Linked DNA regions of Mus musculus: region 2 is linked to region 1. A link is a loop called in an ENCODE intact Hi-C map of the cell type or tissue named here. Cell type or tissue: heart. All regions are shown on one strand. Each heading gives the region's core, and the rest is flanking DNA. Links, peaks and the distances in the headings are about the cores only.

Region 1 (11,327 bases), core at 2,160-10,159:
GTGGGAGGGGATTGGAGAGTTATTATTGTTAACTTAGTAAAGAATTTACAATCTGCAAAATGAGGACCAAGGGAGGTCTATGTATAGATATGCTTAGAATGTTAACTTTATCATAATTTTTAAAAATCTAGTTTACTTGCAATACTGCAAATTCAAAGGCAAAAGTGGATAGGATAAAACAATATTCAGTGTTCTTTTGATTTGGAAGCCACTACCAGGGAAGCCACAACCTGTTGTGACTACATGCAAAATGAGCAAAGAGTGTTGATGGATGCTGGCTGTAATATATTGGTCAAACATTAGTGAAGTCTGGTGAATAAAGAAAACATCTCCTTCTAATGACTTATCCCTCAGCCTCTTCTTTCCTCAAAATCCCTGGCATGCTTTTACCTGAGAGAACTACAGTTTGTATTGAGTGTGTCTACTAGAGCCTTGTTTCATAGAAAGAGACAAAGTGGCCCACCCTGCTTCTTGTTTGGGGAGTTGTGAATCACCATTTACTGTATCTGGCTTGTTCAGATCTGGCTCAGCAATTTGTTCTCTTGGTGTCTTTGATCCTGGTTCATGTTCTCCTGGGGAACACACTGCATTTTTCTACCTAGTGCATGCCAACACTGGCAGCTGGCCACCATGCAGATGGTTGGTATGAGGACACAATTCATATCATAGATTACACTGCATAGTTCACTGTTCTGTGTTTCTATCTGTTCAAACACAATGTTGTTGATTGTTTGGAAGACCCCAATAAAGTGTTTGAATGCCTGTACCATCCTCTTTTGGCTTTGAGGTCATAAAAGATGGTCAGTAGCCAGGGAAGGACTTTACCCAAGACCAGTTGTCTTGCTAGTTCCCCATCAATGGTGTGTGAAATGTGGATCTCTCTTGCAGTGATGACAAAGGTCTCCTTCTGGTAGTTTTCCTTTCACTACACCCTCAGCTTTCACCAATGACTGGCTCCAGCCATACTGGCTTATTAAGTAACAGAACATGGATATCATTTTCATTCTCTTCACACAGTTTATGTCCTGTGCTGGGCCAGTATAAACTTGGCTGATCCTCATGGAGAGACCATAAGAGAGGATGCTCTTGGCTCTGGAGAGATTTATCCCCAGTCACTGCTAGAAAAAGAAAATAGCAGCATTCACTTTTTTTCCTATATACCCACCTCTCTTTTTACTCTTTATTTTGAGATACTGTCTCCCAAGGTTATTTAGAATAGCCCAGAACTTACACTGTACCCCAGGCTAACTTGCACTTGTGATTTTAAGTAACTCAGATTACATTTTTTATTTTAATTTTAATATTTATTTATTTATTTATTTATTTATTTATTTATTTATTTATTTATAGTTTTTGAGACAGGGTTTCTCTGTTTAGCCCTAGCTGTCCTGGAATTCATTCTGTGGACCAGGCAGGCCTCGAACTCAGAAATTTGCCTGCCTTTGCCTCCCAAGTGCTGGGATTAAAGATGTGTGCCACCACACCCAGCAAGATTACAGTCTTGAACCACCAAGTATAATTTAAAGCACTTTCCTTCAAGAACCCCACACTAATTAAATAGAGTCTCTCAAATAATTTTCCACATTAGACAGTGAACAGTGAGTTCTTTAATGAAGACTTTTCATGAAGTTCAAATTTTGGTGCCAATTGTGTAGGATTCAACACTTCACAGTGGTATTCAAATTCTATAGCAGATTAGAAGTCTCTCACACAGACCAGCCACCAGCAGCTTAATCAGTATTTGTGTAAGCCATCTCTCTGCAATTGATTAATTATTCCACTGAGCTGATAACTGATAACTGGATTAATTATTTTTAAATAACTCCTGTGTGAGCATGAGAATAAAGAGCTTTGATTGTACCCAATAAAAAAAGGAGTTTTTTACCCCATCTGCCTTGCAGTCAATGGGGAGAAATGGTTTCAAAAGGAATATTTGCATCTGTTTACTTTTTTTGTTAAAATCTCTTAAAGGGAAGCTTTGCAGATAGCAGTAAATACAAACTGTCATTGTTTTCAGTTCAAAGAATGGAGTTTGAGGAATTGGTTGGGCCATCAATTCCATTCTGACCAGAATTTCAAACAGGAACAGCATTTGCAGACACCCCCTGAGGGGCAGCCAGCGGAACGTTCTGTTTGGTCTGTTAAGGTTTGGACTGGAGAGTATGAGCATGGCAACACCTCGACAACTTGATTTATGGGCAACAGCTGCCTCCTGCTTGTGTCACAGTGATAAACCATCTCGCCATCTTGGGTTGAATTTCGTCTCTAGCAGAGGGACCACATGTTCAAGCAGGTGGAAGGAAAATGTACCTAAGAGGCAGAAGAAGCAGAGGCAGGGGTGTGGTGTGAGCTGACTGAAAGGTTCAATGGAAAAAAATCAAGAAGCAGAAGGTACCAATGGCCCCATCCAAGTTAGAGGCACCAAGGGGCAGCATGCACTGGCTATATTTCCATACTGTACATCTCAGGGCTTACAGAACTGCTGAGCCTATTAGCTTACATATGTTTGAGGCTGCTTCAGTTTGATTCAGTTTGAATCCTATCTGTCCTCTCACCTATCAGACGGATTCTTTGCTTTCAGCTCCCCCACACACCGTTTGGCTAGGGATATTTTATTTGAGAGCTGCATGGATCTGTGATGGCTAGTCTTGCTTGTCTACTTGATTAGAGTGAGAGATGCCTCTACACATTCACCTTTGGTGTGTCCACAAGAAGGTTCCAAAAGAGAACATCAGCTAAGGTAAGTCAACTTGACCTGAATGTACACTAGGCTGGCAGCCAGAGAAAGGAAACAGCTTGCTTTTTCTTCTCTTTCTGATCACTATGGAGTGGACAGCTTTTCTCTGCTGTCTGCTCCCACTGTGATGGTAGTAAGAGTTCTTCTCAGTGCACTGACAAAAGCCACCTAAGAAAGTAAGGCTTTGCTTTGGATCACAGTTCTAGCATATAGCTCATAGTGAGAAAGCATGGCATTGTGTGCAACATGACAGAAGTTGGTAATGCAGCTGGTCTTGTGGATGCCACAGTCAGAAAGCAAATAGGGATGAACTATCCCCCCAACCTGCATGCGCACGCACACACACACTTTGTTTCTCTTTTTGTGGCTGTCTGAGATGTTAGCACATGGGATAGTTCTTCCTTACTCAGCTAATCTAATCAAGAATAGTTCTCTCAGGCATTCCCAAGAGATTATCTCTGCTGTGATTCTGGCCATGTCATGATAAAAATCAATAAATTATTGCAAGGGACCAGTACAGCATAGGCCCAGAAACAATATTCTTGGCAGCCATGAAAAGAAGTCCCAAATAGTGCCTCTTCCATTAGATTATTTATGTTCATATTTTGTTACAGTAACGCCTAGGTGCCAGTAAGACATTGAGGATTAGGCCATAAGTTATGGTGACCATGAGGTGTCCTTCTAGTGTCCAAGGCTTATCTTGACTTGGTAGTCCGATGGCTTCTCTGGCATTCTTGCGCTGAAGACTCCACTTTGAAGATGAGCATCCCTAGTGGTACCTTGCAGCCCTCTTCCTGGGTTCTAGTTTTGTCGGCCCACTTACAGTCTTCATTGTTTCTTTCTTCCACCTATGATCTCTCCTGCATACTCTCATATGGACTTGAGATGTCACTATCTCCAATCTTGCCCATGGACATCTGATACAAGGGTCTAAGACAGAGAAACATAGAAAACCTTAAGAAATTCAATGAGCAAGACCTGGTGTAATAATCTCAAGGCAAGCAAAGACTGGTAAGCAAGAAAATATAGTTGAAGTTCAAGAAAATGAAAGACAACACAACATTTTGTTCATCAGTGGGCTGTATTTATTTATATAGCATAACTATTACATCTAGTTACAAGCATAACTAGACTGATTGTTATATAGATGCAAGGAGAGATAAACTGATGGATGGATAGAAAGATGAGAAGTAGGCAGGTAGATAGACAGACAGACAGATAAAATCTGATAGGATCTAGAGATATTGAAGGGAAATGTATACTAGTGCTATATGAAGTTTGCATGTAAAGTGGTACATTTGCAAGTATGTGTGTGCTCACATCCCAGACAATCTCAAAATGCTACAGATTTAACTACTTTCAAGGCCAGACTCCTAGGAAAATCCATGCCAGCTAACATTTGATCTGAAAAAAGTTAGAGGAACAGACACTGTCCATTAAGACTATCCAGTTCTTGGCATCTTCTGTGGGTAGGTGATCCTGAGTACCAGCCTACAGCAACCCTTACAAAAAGTCAATCTGATATCACTGGGATATCTGATGTTTCTGAAGAGTGCATCCAAACTTCCTTTTGAAGTGTTCTGGGTGTTTAAATATTGATAATCTAGTTCTATTTAAAAAATAGATATGGCTTCCAAAGAAAATGTGTCTTCAGGCTGTTTGTTGCCCACTGATTTGAGATGACTGTGTCCTTCCACCTCTGCCATCCTGTGTCTCCAGAGAGTGGGACAACAATGGGTACCCAAGAGATGGAGGATTGACAGATGAACTCATGCATGCAAGAATCTAAGGAATGGGATGCTTGGATATTTTCTCCTCAAGTTTACCTTAAGTACAGGGGTTTGGAACATATGGAAAATTTGTGCTGCTCATGTGCAGTGAGGATCTTCACCAAAAGCTATAACAAAGAGGATCTCCTTTATTCTTCACGTAAAGATTGTCTTATTACATTTGTGTGTGTGTGTGTGTGTGTGTGTGTGTGTGTCTTTCCATGTAGAGACCAGAAGACAACTTTTAGAAATCAGTTCTTTTCTCCCACCATGTGGGTCTCAGGGTCACATTGCTATCTTCAGGTTTGAGGCATATGTCTCTTTTTCCCTACTAAGCCCTCTTGGTAGTTCCTCATTACTCTTCATAATGATAAAGGCTAAAAGTGTTTTCAATATACCCACATATGACAACCAACCTAAGTTGGCTTGAAATGTTCTGGTTTTCACATTGGATGTCCTGTAACTCTGGAACCCTGGTCCAAACAGGACTTTTAGCCAATTTCCTTTCCATGCTATATACTATGTGTGAGGGGCCTGAATATTGCCCATGCATATTGGTTCAAGAATATGTGAAATTTGTGTCTGTGTATACATATTTGCATGTATGTGAGGGTGTGTCTCTGTGTGTGAAGACCTGAGTGTGTGTGCATACGTACTTTCATATATTTAGGGGTGTCTCTATATGTGAAGAACTGTGTGTGTACATGTATTTGCATGTGAGGTGGGTGTGTCTGTGTGTGTGAAGAGGAGGTTAACCTTTGGTGTCTTCTTTAGTTATTCTCCCTTTTGTTGAGACAGGGTCTCTCAGTTTGAACTGAATCATGCTGATATGATTGTGATCTTTGACTCATTAGCCCCGAGCATGCCCTGCCTAAAAATTACAAGAGTGCGCCTCCATACCCAGGAGTTTCTTTATGTGGGTTTTGTGGATCCAAGCAACATCCTCTGGTTTGCAAAGCCAGTTGTGGACTTCACTGACTGCTCCATCACACCAGCCCTATGATTTGCATATTTTCCAGCTGAGGACTTTGTGTCTAAGTGCCATTTCTTTGTGGTTTCCATTGCTGTGCTTCTGTTGGTCACTATTTTACAAAAAGACATGGTCATTGCTCCTCCCACCCCCTTGCCTATTATGCATCATGATGGTCCTGTCTATGGGATACGTTAACAGGTGCCTCACCACCTGCTCAGCTCTGTAGATGACTCCACAATTTAGCTAACGCACTTTAATTATTTAGGTGACATTTTGCTTTATGTAGTTTTAAGGAGAAATATAAATGAATGAGAGACTTAATTCCATGGTTTCCTCTGTATGATGTATAAAGATGAGACTAATGACCAAGACTCCACTCAGAGCACAAGTTCATCTTCTCCCTTTCCCTTAAAGGCTACCATGTGTTTTAATATTAATTTCTCCCTTATCCATATATCAATAATTGAGTTCTGCATCAATTAATATGCTGGGCAAATTGTATTCCCCGTCCTCTCCTTCACGATGCATTTCAGTAATGGAGATAATTTTCAAGATAAAGTATACAATTTAAAATGGATTAAAAAAGAACAACTAATAAAGGGGAATTGATTCATGGGCAAAATTTTTTGGATAATTTCAGGAAATCTTAGCTGTGCATCTAGCCTGTGCATTTTCTAAGGAGAGCTTGTCAACATGATCAAGTTTTATGCACCCTGCAAAATTTTCCAGGTCTGTAATTGCACAGGATGAGGGAAAAGAAGTAATAAACACACACACAGCGACACACACACAAACACACACACACGCTCGCTCTCGAGCATACACACACACACACACACACACAAGCATACCTACATGACATACATAGAAGAATGCACACTTACACATATGTACACACACTTAAACACATATACACATGCATGCTTGCATTCTCCACATGCAACAAAATCAGCCGTGCTGCTGGGAACATGTGCACAATTCCTTCCCTTGGTTTAAGAAGGCTAAACATTCATGCCAGCAAGTCTTCGGAGCTTTCCATTTGCTGACTGTTGCTGGTGGGGGTTGGCTTTTCTTTTGATTTGATAGACTGGCACACAGGCTTCCAAGGCTATCTGTTCCTTTCCCCCTCCCAGATTCCGATACAAACCCAAGCTGAGAGCCAAGCAAGGCAGACATGGACAGGCAGCAGCTGCTGCAGCAAGCAAGACCCACAGTCTCTAAGCCCGCAGTGACACGATGGAGCCGGTAGATGGCTGTAGACAAGTGTGCTGAGCATGTGGAGCGAAGAGGAATGAGTCTGGGGAGGCCTTGACCTAACTGGATGCTGCTTTTATCTGAAGTACATTTAAAGAGATAAAGGGGAAGCCGGGAGAGGCACATGTTCTTTTCTCTGCAGCTGGAGCTTCGACTTAAAAAAAAAATCTCCGAGTCGCCAGCTCTGTGCTGATATGCTTGCCTCTGAGGATCAACCCTCCAGTAAATTCCTCCAGTAGGGACTTTGGGAATCTCCTCCTCGCTGTCAGGATTTGCTATAGCACCTGCCTTTACTGATCATACCAGGCTATTATTGTTATTATTATTTTTTATTGTTACTGTTATCATTATCACCCTCACCACTAGCGGTCTCAACAGTGTCTGTGTTCCCACTATGCTTGCTGCCTGAAGTACTAGATTTGCTCATGAGACAGCCACCCCAAGAATTCTTACCTAAGCAGTCTTGACTAGAGCGAGAAGAAAAGGCAAGAGTTAGGAAGGGAAAGGAAAGAGGGGGAGGGAGGAGGAGAGGGGAGGGAGAGGAGGAGAGGAGAGAGAGAGAGGAGAGAGAGAGAGAGAGGGAGAGAGAGAGAGAGAGAAGCAAGCAGCCCGGAGCAAGTCACTCCACACACGTTGCCACTGAAGGAATGCTGTCCTGATAAACTCATAAACAATCATAGCAAACCTGGTGTAAGGAAATAAGAGGGACTCTGAGGACTTGGCAGGAAAAGGCAAGAATCTCTACCGAGTGGTTTTCAGTTTTTCTTCCAGATACTCTTGGTGAAGTGAGGAGACTTCTGTTTGCTGACAGAGCCTTTGATTTCTCTTGCAAGATGATGATGTATTTGTGGGTAGGTAGTCTCTCTCTCTCTTTCTCTCTCTCTCTCTCTCTCGCTCTCTCTCTCATTCTCTCTGTCTTTCTCTGATTAATAAATTGACTTCGGGTATAAAAATTGCAGCCTAGAGTAATCGTATTTCGTGTAAGGTGATTATGCCGATGCAGGATAATCTTGCATGGCTACGGTACATGTGCAGGCTTTTCCAGTGGGAGTTAGGCAAGACTTGCTTCATTAGTGCTGAGCTACAATTTTATTTTCACGTGCGAAGGGAAACAAAAAAAAATGTGTGTGTATGTGTGTCCGCACACGTACATGTGGGTACGTGTACAATGTGCATGTGTGGAGTAGGGGAATATGTTGCTTTCTCTCTCTTTTTTTTGAGACATTGGTGGTGAATTCAGAGTAAAGAGCAGATCTAGGAATGTCGTTTTAAGCATGGAGCAAATTCTCTCTCACTTGTAGCTGCGTAGAATTTCATTTAATTACAAAGCAGCGTGCTGAGAAGTGATGGCTGTGTATACATATACATATATGTCTCCTGTACAAATAACTCCTTATTTCTCATGTTGGGTTTGAACATTTTAGATGAAAGCTGAGTGTTTTATTTGCTTAAAACAGATGTGTGTGTGTGTGTGTGTGTGTGTGTGTGTGTGTGTGTGTAGATATACTGAGAATGCTGCTCTGGTCAAATGTAGATTTCGATGCACTTTTTCTGTCTTATTGATAAATGTATATAGTTATTTGTCTAAGTCGTGGTATTAAATAAACATACAAAAGTAGTGGTCTGTTATTATAGGTGACAATATTTAACTGGTGAAGTAATTGGGAAAAAATAGTATCCTAGTGAAAATGCCTTACAAAAGTCCCTTATCTTCTGCTGGGATAACAAATATATACATCGTAGCTTCATTTGATCAATAAAGGACATAAGTGAAATTCTGACATTTCAGGGACAGAGCTCTGTGGCTTCACATTAGAGACATAGACTCTTCACTTTGCAGAGGGAAGGCGGGGGCATGTGCAAGAGAAGTCTGCACCCTACGTCTGTACACCACCTTTATATTAACAGTGTCATTGTTATTGCTGGGTTTTGTGGTTCATCAGACTAAAGAGAACCCTCTTTCTCCACCTCTCAGGCACTTTTCTTGCTGAAGTCTCAGCCTTGAAACTTCTCCTTGCTGGGAAGGCAAAGGCCTCTTGGTTGAATTTTTCCTTAATCACATCTGACCTTTGACCTTTGCCAGAGTCTCAGTTGGTTACACCCCTCTGGAGTCCCAAGAATTAGGGACTGCTCAGCCTGTCCCCACCCCCTCATCCAGTTAAATGTGTCATGTTGTGGAAACTTTAATTCTGTTTCCCCCCAGTTTTGTAGAGTTGCAAACAGCCAAGTCTGGCCTTTGGCAGCAGGTCTTTGTATCATTTTGTATCAATTTCGGGCAGATTTTCTCTTTAAACACGTCTGTCTTTAAGAAGTGTTCAGAAATAGAAAAATCCAGCCAATTTAACAAAGGTGGTTTTCCCTCGATTCCCTCCCACCTTCTCTGACTAATCTGTGAATAAGAATGTGGCTCTGTTGTCATCCTTGGGGTTGCTGCAATTACAATTTTGAATGTTTACAAATGTTGGGTTTTTTAGGTGTTGAAAATAAGTCATGCAGGGGTCACCACGTGAGTCACCCGTGACATAACTATGTCAGTGTTTATAAAGAGAGGAGCCTGTTTGGGGTTTTATTTTTTTGAGTGAATTCTGGTTAATTAATTCCGTTTAACTTCCTTTAGTTTGAGCTTGCTTTTAGAGTGGCCGGCCACTCCTTTGCTCTGAAGGCCTCAGTGGTGTCTCTGCCTTTTTTTATTGAGTCAGCTGGCTCTTATAGCCAGGCGCATTTGCAAGGCAAAGCAGGGGGAAACCTCAGTAGCCTCAGGCCTACTCCCAGGGTCACCACAGAAGGCTTGCTGACATCCTCTGGTCAAAGACTCTCAAGTTCTCAAAGCTCTTCCTCTCACTTCCTGTTTTTCTCTGTGTGACCCTAGCTTTTGGGTGCCAAACATTTTTATCAATTGCATCTATCAAGATGAAAAAGCAGTTGCTACCTGCCTGCTCCTGAACTTCACTATTCAATTGACATCTTTAATTTTGATTCCTTTTTGGTGGTGTGGTGGTGTTTTCATCTTTGCTGTGCATTGGGGGTAAAATGGCAGGCCCTTTAATTTGGAGCAGCTAGACGCTCACTGCTTAAGGAGATGTGAATTAGCAGGCCTGCATGAGTGCTGCTGGGAAGGTGGGGATCCGGAGAATTTTTGCTCTTTTCTTTTCTTTTTTTTCCTCCGTTTGAAGTCAGCCTCTGCCTTGACCTCCCAGTCTGTAAATAGATACTCTAAATACATTTGGTATTTCGGTTTAAGAGCTCCCTTCCTTTAGGAAAATGAGCCTCAACTCTATTGGTGTGGGGGAAGAATCTGTGCCCTTCTCTCATTGACACAGACATGAAGATGAGATAGGGAGAGACAGTTGAAAGAAATTTCACATCAGCTTGACATCCTTTGTTGATCCCAGCATCAAGGAAGTGGTCTCTTTATAAATGCACCTACCCAGCTGTGTTCATGGCACGGGGTCCCAGGATCCAGGATCGCATTGGCAGGAAGACGGAGACCTTCCTGTAGGGTCGGGAGAGACAGGGCTGCGGTGCAGAGTGATACACACTCTGGCCACTTCTAACAGGAAACGCAACGCTTCTTCAGATCAGAAGCTAGGAACACATCCCCAAGCTAGCCTGGAGGCCTGGGTCGTTCAGCCTCTTTGCCATCTATACCTCTAGTTTCTTTAAGAAACATTGCCTAAAAGACAGATAATAGTACTAGTTTTCCTTGTACTTCATTTTCTATGCGTGAGAATTAGTTGGTGTTTAGGGAAAAGAAAGCTGAGTTTGTAGGTCCTGCTGCCCGACTCTGGGATGACTTCCCAAACTTGGGTTTAGTTCCTGGACACTGAGCCAAGCTGGGCACCAGGATATATATAGTAAGTCCAAAAAAGTTGGGTTTTGAGATAGGGCCTCACTATGTTGCTCAGCCTGACTTCCCATTGGTCATCCTCCTGTCTCAGCTCCCCCAAGTGCTAAGATGACAGGTGTATATACCATAGCTGGCTAGATACACAGCTCTGGACCCATGTAACCTCCAGCTCTGCTGTGGTTTTTGTTTGTTTGTTTGTTTGTTTGTTTGTTTGTTTTGTTTTTTTCATTGCACCAGAGGCCTCTGGAACACAGATGTGTTGCCCCTCCAGTGCTGGGCAATGGTGGCTACTTTTGGAATTCAGAGAAAAGAAGCCATAGATAGTTTGTCTTTCTACATGTCCTTAACCAGAGGCTCTGCAATGTACATTTCAGAGAAATGGGTGTCTGCTTTTGATTTCTCCATATTTCTTCTCTTCTTCACATTTAAAAAAACAGAACATATTTCTTTTCACATCTCAGCTACATAAGGTATGCCATTCTCCTGAGCTTTAAGACAGTTATTTATTCATTGATTTTGTGTACAGAAGTTCTGCAACCACAGCACACATGTGAAGGTCTGACGGCGACCTGTGTAAGCCTTCTTTTCTCCTTCTATCATGTAGTTCTTGGGGAAATACTCAAGTTGTCAGACTCTGCTCTGCTTTAAGCACCTTTCCTGACTGAGCTAGCGTGCCTAGCATGACACCCTAATACATATACATGTATATGATTTAATAAAATATGTGTGTTTGTATATTTATATACT
Region 2 (11,327 bases), core at 1,387-9,386, 1.1 Mb after region 1:
CTATTGAAGTATTTTCTATATTTCCTCTTCATGTTGCTTGTGCTAGTACAAGAGTAGTCCAAAGAACTATGTTTAGAAGATACTCTGCAGGACACACAAGAATCCTTCAGAAAATACCCAGACCCAGACCCTGACCCACCTGGCCCCACCTCCAGCCCCACTAGCTCCACCCCAGCCCCACCTCCAGCCCCTCCCTGTCTTCAGTAAGCATCTTGTCCTTGAGCTTTTTTCTTGGTATTCTGTCTTAAATGTAGGCATCTTACAAATGAGAAATTACTTCCTATCTGTTGTGATTAAAAATAACAACAACAAACAAACAAACAAAAAAGTTTTTATTTTTTGAGACAATGACTTGCCTGGGCCATTCTGGAATCTGCCTTCATCTTCTGGGGCTAGGGTCTATGTCATGGCATCCAGCTCTTAAATCAAGTGCTACATCATCACAACACCCCTCCAGCCCTCCTTTGGAAAGTAGCTGTCTCACCTATCTGTGCTTCATCATCTGCCCTGTTTATACTGCCTATCTTTATATAGCATCTCTCACTTGTCTCTTTGCACCTTTACCCTCTGATTGCTTCCATCATGTGTGCCATTCATTACTGGGTCTCCAGTGCAGATTACTCATAGACTGAACTGCACTGGAGTTTGTGATTAGTATCTGTTGAATCAGCGAATGCATGAACCTCAGAATACCAGAGTCAATGGTCATCCCATTGCTTCAATTCTGTCTACTGTGTCTTTCTGTAGATGCAAGCTTCACACAAGGAAGTACTCTGTCCTGTTTTGGTAAAAACTGGAAATTCTCATAATAAATGAATCAGGTCTGAGCACCACTGGTACATTGGCTTGTAGAGTACAGGGCAGAGCAAAGTCTGGAACAGGTGGCATTCACAGTCTGCCTCTTCTCTCCCAGACACAGCTGCCCACCAGGCCGAAAGGGGGTGAAGCAGAGTCCAAGGCAAGAAGCTCAGCTCAGTTGAGAACAAGTGCTGAGGAGGCAGGGTGCCCAGGGAGGCCTTCTTTTACGGGTCCTTTAGGTAAAGGCCTTCTCCCACAATCTTTAATGAAGCAGCTCCCAGAGATGATCTTAACTTGTTCATATTCCTTCATTGGGGTGGTTTGAACGCATACCCTTTATTTGGGGTGAACCAAGGGTAATATAGTTTTTGGGAGAGGCATGAGAATATCCAGGGACGGAGAATGTCATTGATTGAAGGCTAAGGCTACAAAGATGCCTCATTACCATGGAGATGTGTTCCAGGTACTGGCAGTCACCTGGTTAGATGCCCCAAGGCAGGCACAAAAATAGGGGGAGTTAGCCCTACTTCTACTGGTCTCAGGATGCAATTTTAATCGCAATTTTTGGAATTTCTAGGGTTTGGACATGCTTAACCTCACCTATTCCTTGCCAGTTCCTCTGGCAGCATGGTCCATGTGCCCTGCATCATCTCATCCCAAAATAGCAGTCGAGTGCTCCTGTTCATTTCATCTCTCCCTATCTCCTTAAACCCTACAGCTGATAAGGATGTAGTTTTGGATAACATAGCTTTCTCCAACTTTCTTTAGGTCATTAATCTCATCCATTTGAAAGTAAGCCAAGAACCCCTCCATGTCTTATTGATAAGAATGAATCTTCATTGAAATCCCACATACTCCCACCCATTCACACCAAAGTGATAAAATAAAAAGACACTGTGGGCTAAGACTGCTGTTATTTGAAAATACTCATTCAGAGCACCCCTGATCCTCCTTCTTGTCTCTGTTGAAAAATATCCCCTGTTACAAACCAGTCACTTTCAAAGGGTACCCCTCTACCAGAGACTGGTTTAGCAGAAGGCATGTTATCCTATTCTGGCCAATAAGAAATGAAGAAAAATCAGGTGAGACATGCTTCCAGTAACTAGATCCCAGCAGAGCAGGAAGAACTGCGTTTGTAGAAAATGTTCTTGGCCTCTCTACACCATGAACTTCACTAGGGGTCAGTTCATGAGGAGATAATGTCCTCAATGCAGAAATACACGTTGGAAAAGAGAGTTCCATACAGAGTTGGAAAAGAACGTCAGATAAAGAAACATGAGCCCTAGAACACATGATGGATAAGTCCACAAACATAGGACCACCCACTGCTGACCTTCCACTGAAAGAAACTGGAGCCATTTTGATTTTACTTGGCAATGATCAAGAGTTATTGGTAGCCAAAGGGCACCCCCAATTTACAAACATCCTAGACAAAATATTGTATTAGTCTGTGAAGTAGAACATGCGTAAAAAATATCCATTCTCAAACAGTGGCCAGTCTAGTAAGATGTGCAGTAGACTCACATCATGCATCTTCTCTGGTTGCATTCTGCTGTAGAACTGGTGTGGAAAAGTGTGATGGTCACCAGGACACTACTGGAAGCCACGGAAGACACAGCATTCTTGGTAGATGATTTGGAATTGTTGTTGTTTCTTTTGTTTGTTTTTTGTTGTTGTTATTTTGATCCTTTGTTTTAAGTTTTGATATTTTTTACTATTAATTTTTTTGAAATTGTAACACAATTAGACCATTTTCTTTCTCTTTCCTCCCTCACACCCTCCCACATATCACTCTTTGCTCTCTTTCACATTCATGGCCTCTTTCACCAACATGACTGCCTAAACATGGGTTAAGCAAAGACAACAAGAAACATGTTAAAGTGGACAGAGCACTGTCCAAGAGTCCTTAGTCCTGCACAAAGAACTGGAGGCAACTGTAGACCTACCCAGGAAAGGGTACAATTGTTCACTCAGCTAGGTTTCAAACAAAAGTCAGAGAAGAGGAGAGATGCCATTAAAAATATAACCTTGCAGAGACTTACAGAAGCAGAGTAAGTCAAACTTCATAGTTACTTCGTCGGCTTATGCTGTAAGTTTTAGTGTTGTGTAAACTGCATATCAATAGCATTCCCTTCTCAATAGCTCTGACGACCTGGCTGGCCAAATTTACCTATGTGCAGCTCTGGTGAAAGCATGGATGACGAGGGAAGCAGCTCCTTCCTTCTAGATTCTGTGAAATTTGAAAATGCAAAAGATAAGCTGTCTCAACCTTCCTATCAGTGAAAACCCATGTTATGTGACTTTTCCCAGAGTGATGTGGACAAACATATTCACCCAAGATAGGCTGATAATGGTAGATCAGAGTAACCAAATTAGGTTGCATGTCCAGTGAAATTTTTGGTTATTTACAACAGCATGAATGACTCCAAGACATTTGCCATTGAAAAGTCTTGCCCCAATTGGAGCAACAACTGGCATTCCTACACCATTTGCCAGCATCTTGACATCTCCAACAGGAGTCTTTTTTTTTTTTTTTTTGTCAATTATTGTCACAGCTTGTATTACCATCCCAGTGAGGCATTGTAAATCTTATACAGTTCTGGAGCCTTTTAAGTTGTGTTTGCTTCCTGAGACTTCATACATTTTCAATTCAGAGGAAAACATTACAGAACAAGGAGAGACAAGAGGCTGAAGAAAGTCAGTTAGACAGAGCTTTGCTGGGTTCCTATTTGAACATGAAGCCACCATGCATGGCTGAAGACCTCCCACCAGTATCTTTCTTCCTCTGAACCAACATAACCTTTGCATCTCAGCTAGTTCTGCATTCGGTTACATATCAGGTTCCAGCTCCCACAAAGAACCTCTGCTGAAAATAACAATTGCAATGAATGTTAAGAGCTTTAGATTGAGTTGGTCTGAGCTTTCTATGAGAGTCTGTTATAACAATTTAACATTGCCTTTATAGTCCCAAAGTAGATGCTGACAGTAGAACCATGGCTATACATAGGTGTGTGTTAATAAAACTTTATTTACAAACGTAAACTGTGGACAGAGTTGGGGCATTGAATTGAATGAACTGATGAGTTTACTAAGGTTATGTTCAGGCACATGGATGATTCACAAGCCTGGGTGACAGCTCAAGAAACCTGCATCAGTGGAGAACTTGGTGCAGCATGCATGCAGCTCCACTGAGGAGTCTCTCTGCTAGTCAACTTTTCACCTTCTCTGTTTTAAAGCTTCTCAAGACCACATGTAACAGACTTCTGATTTCAAGCTATAGTACATCTACATCGTGTGCCCTTGAGGGAATTGCTTACCTCCCTGGGCCTCATGCCACTTACATAACACCTGTGGTACAGTCCTGCTGTAGGAAAGCAAAGAAAGGAATGTTTGAAGAACTTTCAGCACCGTGCATCATGGGTAAGGCACGTGATTGCTGTTGTTCACTACATGTGTGACTTCATATAGCTCTAACTATCTCTATCAAATGAGATGAGAGAAAGCCTCACCTAGAAGCCAGTAGCAATAGTGAAGAAAATACTCAGGGGATATTAGTGAAGAAGGGAGATTCTCCTCTCTCTCTCTCTCTCTCTCTCTCTCTCTCTCTCTCTCTCTCTCTCTCTCTCTCTTTCTCTAAGAGAGTGAGTGTGTGTGTGTCTGTCTGTCTGTCCATCCATCTGTCTCTGTCTGTGTGTGTCCATCTGTCTATCTCTGTCTGTCTTGGTCTCTGTCTCTATCTCACTGTCTCTCTCTATCTCTGTGGGGAGCAGGAGGGTTCTTTAGCTGTGGCTAAAGCTGTCTCTAATTCCTAAAGAACCTGGTCCACTTAAGTGGATTTGATTGGCATTAATTATTTAAAATAATCATTTCTTAAGAAATAAAAACGTTATGAATGACTTGCACTTATTCAGTGTTTTATAGGGTTTTTATTATTATTTTTACTTTATTCTGTTCAAAGGACTTTTAAACTAGGGTACACAGTATACCAAGAGGTATATGAATTATGGGAGGAAGCATCTTTTGATTTTGAGAGGGCAGCATTATTTCACACTAAAGCCAACTTGAATATATAATAGAGCAGAATACATAATGCACGTGTCTTTTTTAAGATTGAGTTTGCAACTTTAAAGATATTTCAAGTCAGAGAGTCACCACATTGGGCTGTGTCCTAGGTGGCTTTGTCAGGAAGAGAATTGGTTGTGTCTTTTGCCATAGTCCCCTGCAAAGTACTTAAGGAAGAATTTTTAGGATGTCTGCAGAAGACAAAACTCTGTAGGAATATGTATGGGCTCACACAAGGTTGACTCTATGCTGTTGAAGGAGTCTTTAAACATAGATTGTTAGCCTCCAGGTCATCCACATACATAGTAGTGAGGAGAATCAACCATGAGACAGAAACAGAGGGAGTGCACGGTGTTAAGTACTGAGAGGATGAGAAGGTGATTAAACCAGGGCCCAGAAAGGCATAAAATCCTTTAAGCCCCACAGGTCTTCACTCCAGAAAAATGCCAGTTCCTGAGCCAGCTGCATCTCCTCATAATGCAGTTACAACTTCTGTCAGGCACTCTCTCCCACCGACCCACAGCACCAGGCCAGGCAGCCATATTAAGACACAGTTGTGCTTTGTATAATAAAAGTGGGATCTGCACGCACCTTTTTATCAACAGCTTAGTGAGCACACACTGTTCATGGTTGGTTTGCTGTGAGCTAACCCCTCCCAGCCCAGATTCCCCTGGAGAAGTCCATAGTTGACAGTGGCAGAAATGAAGCAAACAGAATGTTTTACGGTGTACCTGGGCCAAGACACCAACAGAGCAAGAGAACCGTGCAAGGGAGGGAAGCAAGAGAGAGCCAGACTTAGAAGACAAGGCTAAACCCAAAAGGCAGACTGCTTTTGTCTCCACCTCACTAATATCTATAAAATGTGCTTTCTTGGCATGAGAATCAAGGCAGAGTTCCCAAGATGATTAGTCTGTTGTCTTTCCTGATTGTCAACACTGAATAAGGCACACTGTTAAGATCTGATTACTGTCTCCAAGTGTTGGCTTCTGTAAGTGACAGTCACCATGAGACATAATTCCAGGCTCACTTATATCTCATTTCCTGCCTCAGTTTCTGCACATGAAATTAGACTCTCCCAGTGAACTTGAACTCTGCCATGGCCACTTGCTTTCCTCCAGCCGGACTCTATGACTAAAGAAACAAAGTCTGTAACACAAACCCAGTGAGCCCTGTCCCGCACCTGATGCCTAGATTTTTTATTACAATGCACAACAGGCCTGTTTGTATTTGGATTCTCTGTACTCAACTGAAGACTGCAGTTGGCCTTTTAATACTCTTCATTCTAAGGACATTATTCTCTTCATAATAGCCACTGTGATGGTTAATATTAATTGTCAATCTGACAGCATCTAAAATTACATGGAAAAGAAGGCTTTCGGGGGTTTCTAGAACAGGCAAAATTTATTTGAGAAGAAACACCTTACATGGGCTGAGGTTCTGGGACTTAATGAAAAGGCGGAAAAACTAAGCTGAGAACCAGCATTTCTCTCTCCATGCTTTCTGACTATGAACGGGTTGTGTGTGTGTGTGTGTGTGTGTGTGTGTGTGTGTGTGTGTAGTGTGAGCAGCTGCTCCAGTCTTTGCTTCCCCGGCTTTCTCAATATGAGAGACTGTATTTCCCAGAATTGTAAACCAAAGTAAACTCCTCCTCCCTTGTGCTGTTTCTTGTTAGTTTCTTTTTAACATGTCAATATGAAAATTAACAAATACAACCACTATCAGCAGTATTCACCACCCACCACCACCACCACCGGCCACCCCACCCAGAACACTAGATGGGAGTCTGTAGCCCAAATCCTGGTGTTAGCTGCATCTGCACGAGCTTGGGAATGTCTTCAGCCTCTTAGAGGTTATCAGCTGCACCACCCGCAAAAGGGAACCACGTGCCTTTGAAGGGAGAGCAAAGCGGCTTGGGCAGACTGCCAAGTGGGTGGGTCCGCGTATAAGGGGTTCACTGCCTGCTTTACCTTTCCCAAGCCCATCCACTCCTTATGAGCTTGACCCCTAAACCATCCTAACCCAAGACAAATTTCCTGAAAAAGCCAGCCTCGGCTGGGAACCCCATCAGTCTTATGCTTTGGTGACCAGAGGCAAAGTTGTCTTTCATTTTTCTTCCAAATAAAACACTGCAGTGTGGATCCTAGCCCCGCATTTCTTGCTCCAGAGGCTCCGAGTCTCGCTCTTAACAGACTACCCATGGTATTCTGCCCTAGTCCTTCGAACACATCTATTTATAGCAGCCATCATTAGCTCTGCAGTCCAAGCGTGGGCTGTCTCACCTGTCCCTCCCCGTCTCCTCTTGCTGAAGTTTCCTTCAAGGGTTTCCAAAGAGTCCTTTGTAATAATAGTTAACATGTACAGGAAAGCCCCAAGGTCATGCTCCACTCTTGGCACCCTTCACTTTAGATTTGAGAAATCCCCTAAAACTCTCATTAACGCAGGCTGCCTCACACCTATGAAACTTTAAAAATATCTAGCTGATCAGCCACTTTGCACACCTCCGTGCAGGCAGAGTGTGTCTGCGCCCGCCGCCCCCATTCCTTTCCTTGGCATTACAATTGTGCAGATGAGAGCTGTCAAAAACCTGACTTCCTACAGTATTTAAAATATAAGGAAGAGAACTGCTCATCTGAAACCAGCTTTACCACTTAAAGAGAAACAGAAAGCCAGGAGGGAGAAGCAGAAAGCAGAGGGGGAGGGGAGGGAAGCAACAAGACGTCCCTGTTCAGAGCTGGTTTTACTAAGGCCCTGCAGCAACTTAGGGCTTGCTTTTATTTATTTATTTATTTATTTATTTATTTATTTATTTATTTATTTATTTATTTGTTGGTTTTGGTTTTTCAAGACAGGGTTTCTATGTGCAGCCTTGGCCAGGCTGCCCACGAACAGAGACCTGCTTGCCTTTGCCTCCCAAGGGCTGGGATTAAAGGCAAGCATTGCCATAGCCTGGCTAAAGGGATATTAACCACAAATTGAGTGTTATTTATAAGACACAGATCTCTGTCTCTGTCTCTCTCTCCCCCTCTCTAGCTGAGTTCCTAAACCACTCGCACCCCCCAAAATACATACACATTTATATGTCAGAAAGTAGATTCACAAAAAGCTGAAGTGCTAAGCTCAAACTATCAGTACAATTTTGTGGCTGTGGCAGCTTCTTTTACCATATTTACCCATCCCCTAAATCCATGTCTACACCAGAATGCACGGCACCTCCTGGGTGGTAAATTTCCCAGACAGATTCTGCACAGAACTACTTGTGTGGAACGACTCTGGGGATGGTTCTCTTGGCCATCTGTCGAGATAAAGCAATCCACAGTTCCACCATGACTGATGAATGCAAGCTTGGGAGCTTCTCACCATCTATGCTGGAATTATGTGGCACTATTTGTCAAACACACGGATTCCTGGATATTCCCTGTTGGTATTTCTGTGCTGCTGAGAGTCAATTAGCTCCTGTGGGCTAATGACTTTAAGACCATGTCGGCTGTTAGAAGGTGGGATCTAGTTCAAGGTCATGGGTCCTTGAAGGATGTGTATTCATCCCTGTCTCGTCCTCTCTAGGATAACTGGCTTCCATGAGGTGAGCAGTTTCTCAGCCCTCCATTCTCTGCACCATGAACTTTCCACATTTCTACAGACCCAGAAACTAGGGACCTCGGACTGAGGCCTTCAGAACCGTGAGCAGTTTCTCCTTCAATCTGATTCGTTCTTTCGTCTCATTGACTTAATACAATATAGTATGTTCCCTACCAAGTACTGACTCTGAACCTGTGCAGGTAATAGAGGGTACCTGTCGTGGTAGGTATGCAGCGGTGATTGTTACTCAACCCAGACATCTGAGATCCTCTGTGCGAGATCGAAGCCTTATTTTTACAGCTTTCCACATGGATGATCCCGTCACAGGGACCTGAGGGCTCCTTCTCAAATGGTTTGCCTAACAGAAGAGATATCAAGGCAAAGGGAGAGAAACCTGTCAGCCAGTGAGCAGGCAAATAGTCTGCTCCAAACATAGTGGATTGTGGAGATGAAGGTAAATTCATCTCAGAAGCGATCAAACTGTAAAACTCATACACTGTAAGAATGGGCAGTATCATTAGACACATAGAAACAATACGCCCCAAACAGACCTGCTGAGAGCTTTGAACAGCAACTCCCTAGAGCTGATTAGGACCTAGAAGACACTATAAAAATGTCACAAGCCAATGTTCCCACATTTCTTCATAATATAGCTTGTTGTAACTTAGTTCTTTAACATGTGCATTGTCTTTCTTTCTTTCTTTTTTTTTTTTTTTTTTTTTTTTTGGTTTTTTGAGACAGGGTTTCTCTGTGTAGTCCTGGAGTCCTGGCTGTCCTGGAACTCACTCTGTAGACCAGGCTGGCCTCGAACTCAGAAATCTGCCTGCCTCTGCCTCCCAAGTGCTGAGATTAAAGGTGTGCGTCACCACTGCCCGGCTTTGTCTTTCTCTTTAACCAGGACATTCAAATGGGGGGGGAGGGGGTCTTTCATAAATGTGCTAACTCACTTAAGCGCTTAGTGCAATCCAGTCTGCCATTTTGAATGAAAATAGCGAACAGACATTCAGGTCATTGAATGTTATTTGAACAGTTATGACTGACTCTTCAACTCTTAATAGTTTTACATGAGGTGTGAGCCCTTTGCAAACTATGTAGGAAGATCCACAGACACCTACAAGTCTAAGACTCTAGAATGTTTCACAATATGTGGCATTCATATACATATGTGCTTTTTCCTTGGGAAACAGACACACTGATTTAAAATGTATGTGTTCGTACATTGGATGTACATGCTTTTGTGTGTGTGTGCACATGATGGGGAGCGCAGAGCCATGTGCATGTGTATGCATTTGAGAAGTCCAGAAATTAGCATCAAACCTCTGTCAACCTCCGTGTCTCTCCACCTTATTTGTGAAGCAGGATTTCTCACTGATCTTGGAATTCAGATTCATCTAGGCTGGCTGCCCAGTGAGCTCCAGAGATCTACTTGTATCTGTCTCCCCTGAACTGGGATTACAAGCATACACTATCACACCTGGCTTTTTAACAAAGGTTCTTGGGATCCATCTTAGGTTAGTATGTTTGTAAAACAGGTACTTTACCACCTGGTCCATCGTCTCCTCAGCCCCGAAAGATACTTTTAATGATATAAATCACTGTCATTCACATGTATTCAGTACACACACTTATATAAGATATAAAGGCATGAATTTAAGAAGTTTGATATTTGATGTTGACAGTCAGACAAAGCCTATAGGTGGTTCCTCTCCAATATGAATTATTTTCCCCAGTGCCAGGTCTTAAAGGGACCTTATTTAAATCAGACTTCTTCTTGTTGTTGTTGTTGTTGTTTTAAGTTCTTTGGGTGTCTCTTCAGTCTGATGGTGAAATATAATGAAAGGTGTGTATGGAATAGTATCACACTCACTATATCCAAGTGTTACCTCAACAGATCAGTTTGATAACTGCCCCATAGGGGAAAGGTTCACCAGATAGTGGCTATTTGGCAGAGTGGCCTAATGGAGCTCCTTCTGTGTAAGAAATGGAATTAAGTTGATACGAAATGCAAGGCAAATGTTTGATTTGCATTGGACAGGATATAAAGGCTCTTTTATGTGCACTTAATATCCTGGGCCAAGTTGGGGTGGATGGCAGAGACATTTGGCTTTGCCCACTTGATGTTTGGAAAAATGGAGGCATTCCCGTTTTGCAAACAGCCCACAGATACATTAAATAACTCATTTCATGATGGACATCTGGACTCCTCAAACCTGCCAAAAGTGGATAGGCTGCCGGCTGCCTTCCAACTTTATGGCGGGGAACAGCTCCCTTCAAATATCAAAACGATCACTCTGTAGCATCCTGGCATGTCGGGGGCGGGGGCTCATCTGTCCAAGCATGACACACATTCATTTTGATTTTAGGTATGTCTGAGCCCCTGGCTGCATATCCAATACTCCATGCACCTGAGCAGAAAGAGAATCTGAGTTAATTAGAACAAGTATTCTATAAGATGTCTTGACACCTGATTCTTCCATGGTGGCTAGTTGACGAGTGACTTAAATCCGTTAGTGAGACACACAGGTAGATGGTATTATCTAAAAGGAGTCTTTAATTTAGTAATTTGTGTCAAAAATTTTAAAAGAAGAAAAACTTAATTAGGCATAATGAAACCAAGATTGTTCAATAAAAAGTAAAACTTACATGAACGTAATGCAAAGATCATTCTCTGCTTGCCCTCAGGAGCCACTGGTCAGACACAGTCAAAGTAACTCGCTGCAACTTTCTTGAGTCTGCACCTAATTTCCTGTTGACCACGTTTCCTATGTGCTTTATAACCCTGGTTAGTGCTGCTTTATGACCCTGGTTAGTGCTTTATAACCCTAGTTAGTGCTTTATAACCCTGGTTAGTGCTATGTTACAACAGTGTCTTGTAATAAAAGCTGGGAGAG

The links. Peaks named below come from ENCODE experiments on the same cell type or tissue, not always from the same donor. Only the 100,000 strongest peaks of a DNase experiment are listed, where the experiment ranks them.
Region 2: a loop joins it to region 1, with 5 times the contacts of the local background. A loop is called at or near these places in 3 of 42 quality-filtered maps.

Annotation. Positions count from the first base shown.
Region 1 is chr16:6,833,077-6,844,403 of GRCm38, forward strand. It overlaps a transcript of Rbfox1 not described here. Among named protein-coding and RNA genes, the nearest start is that of Rbfox1, 230 kb to the right of the region's middle. In heart, for the core only: a CTCF peak has its summit at 6,731; a DNase peak (open chromatin) is centred at 6,745.
Region 2 is chr16:7,921,194-7,932,520 of GRCm38, forward strand. No RefSeq gene overlaps it. Among named protein-coding and RNA genes, the nearest start is that of Gm29854, 160 kb to the left of the region's middle. In heart, for the core only: no CTCF peak of the experiment used is centred there; no DNase peak of the experiment used is centred there.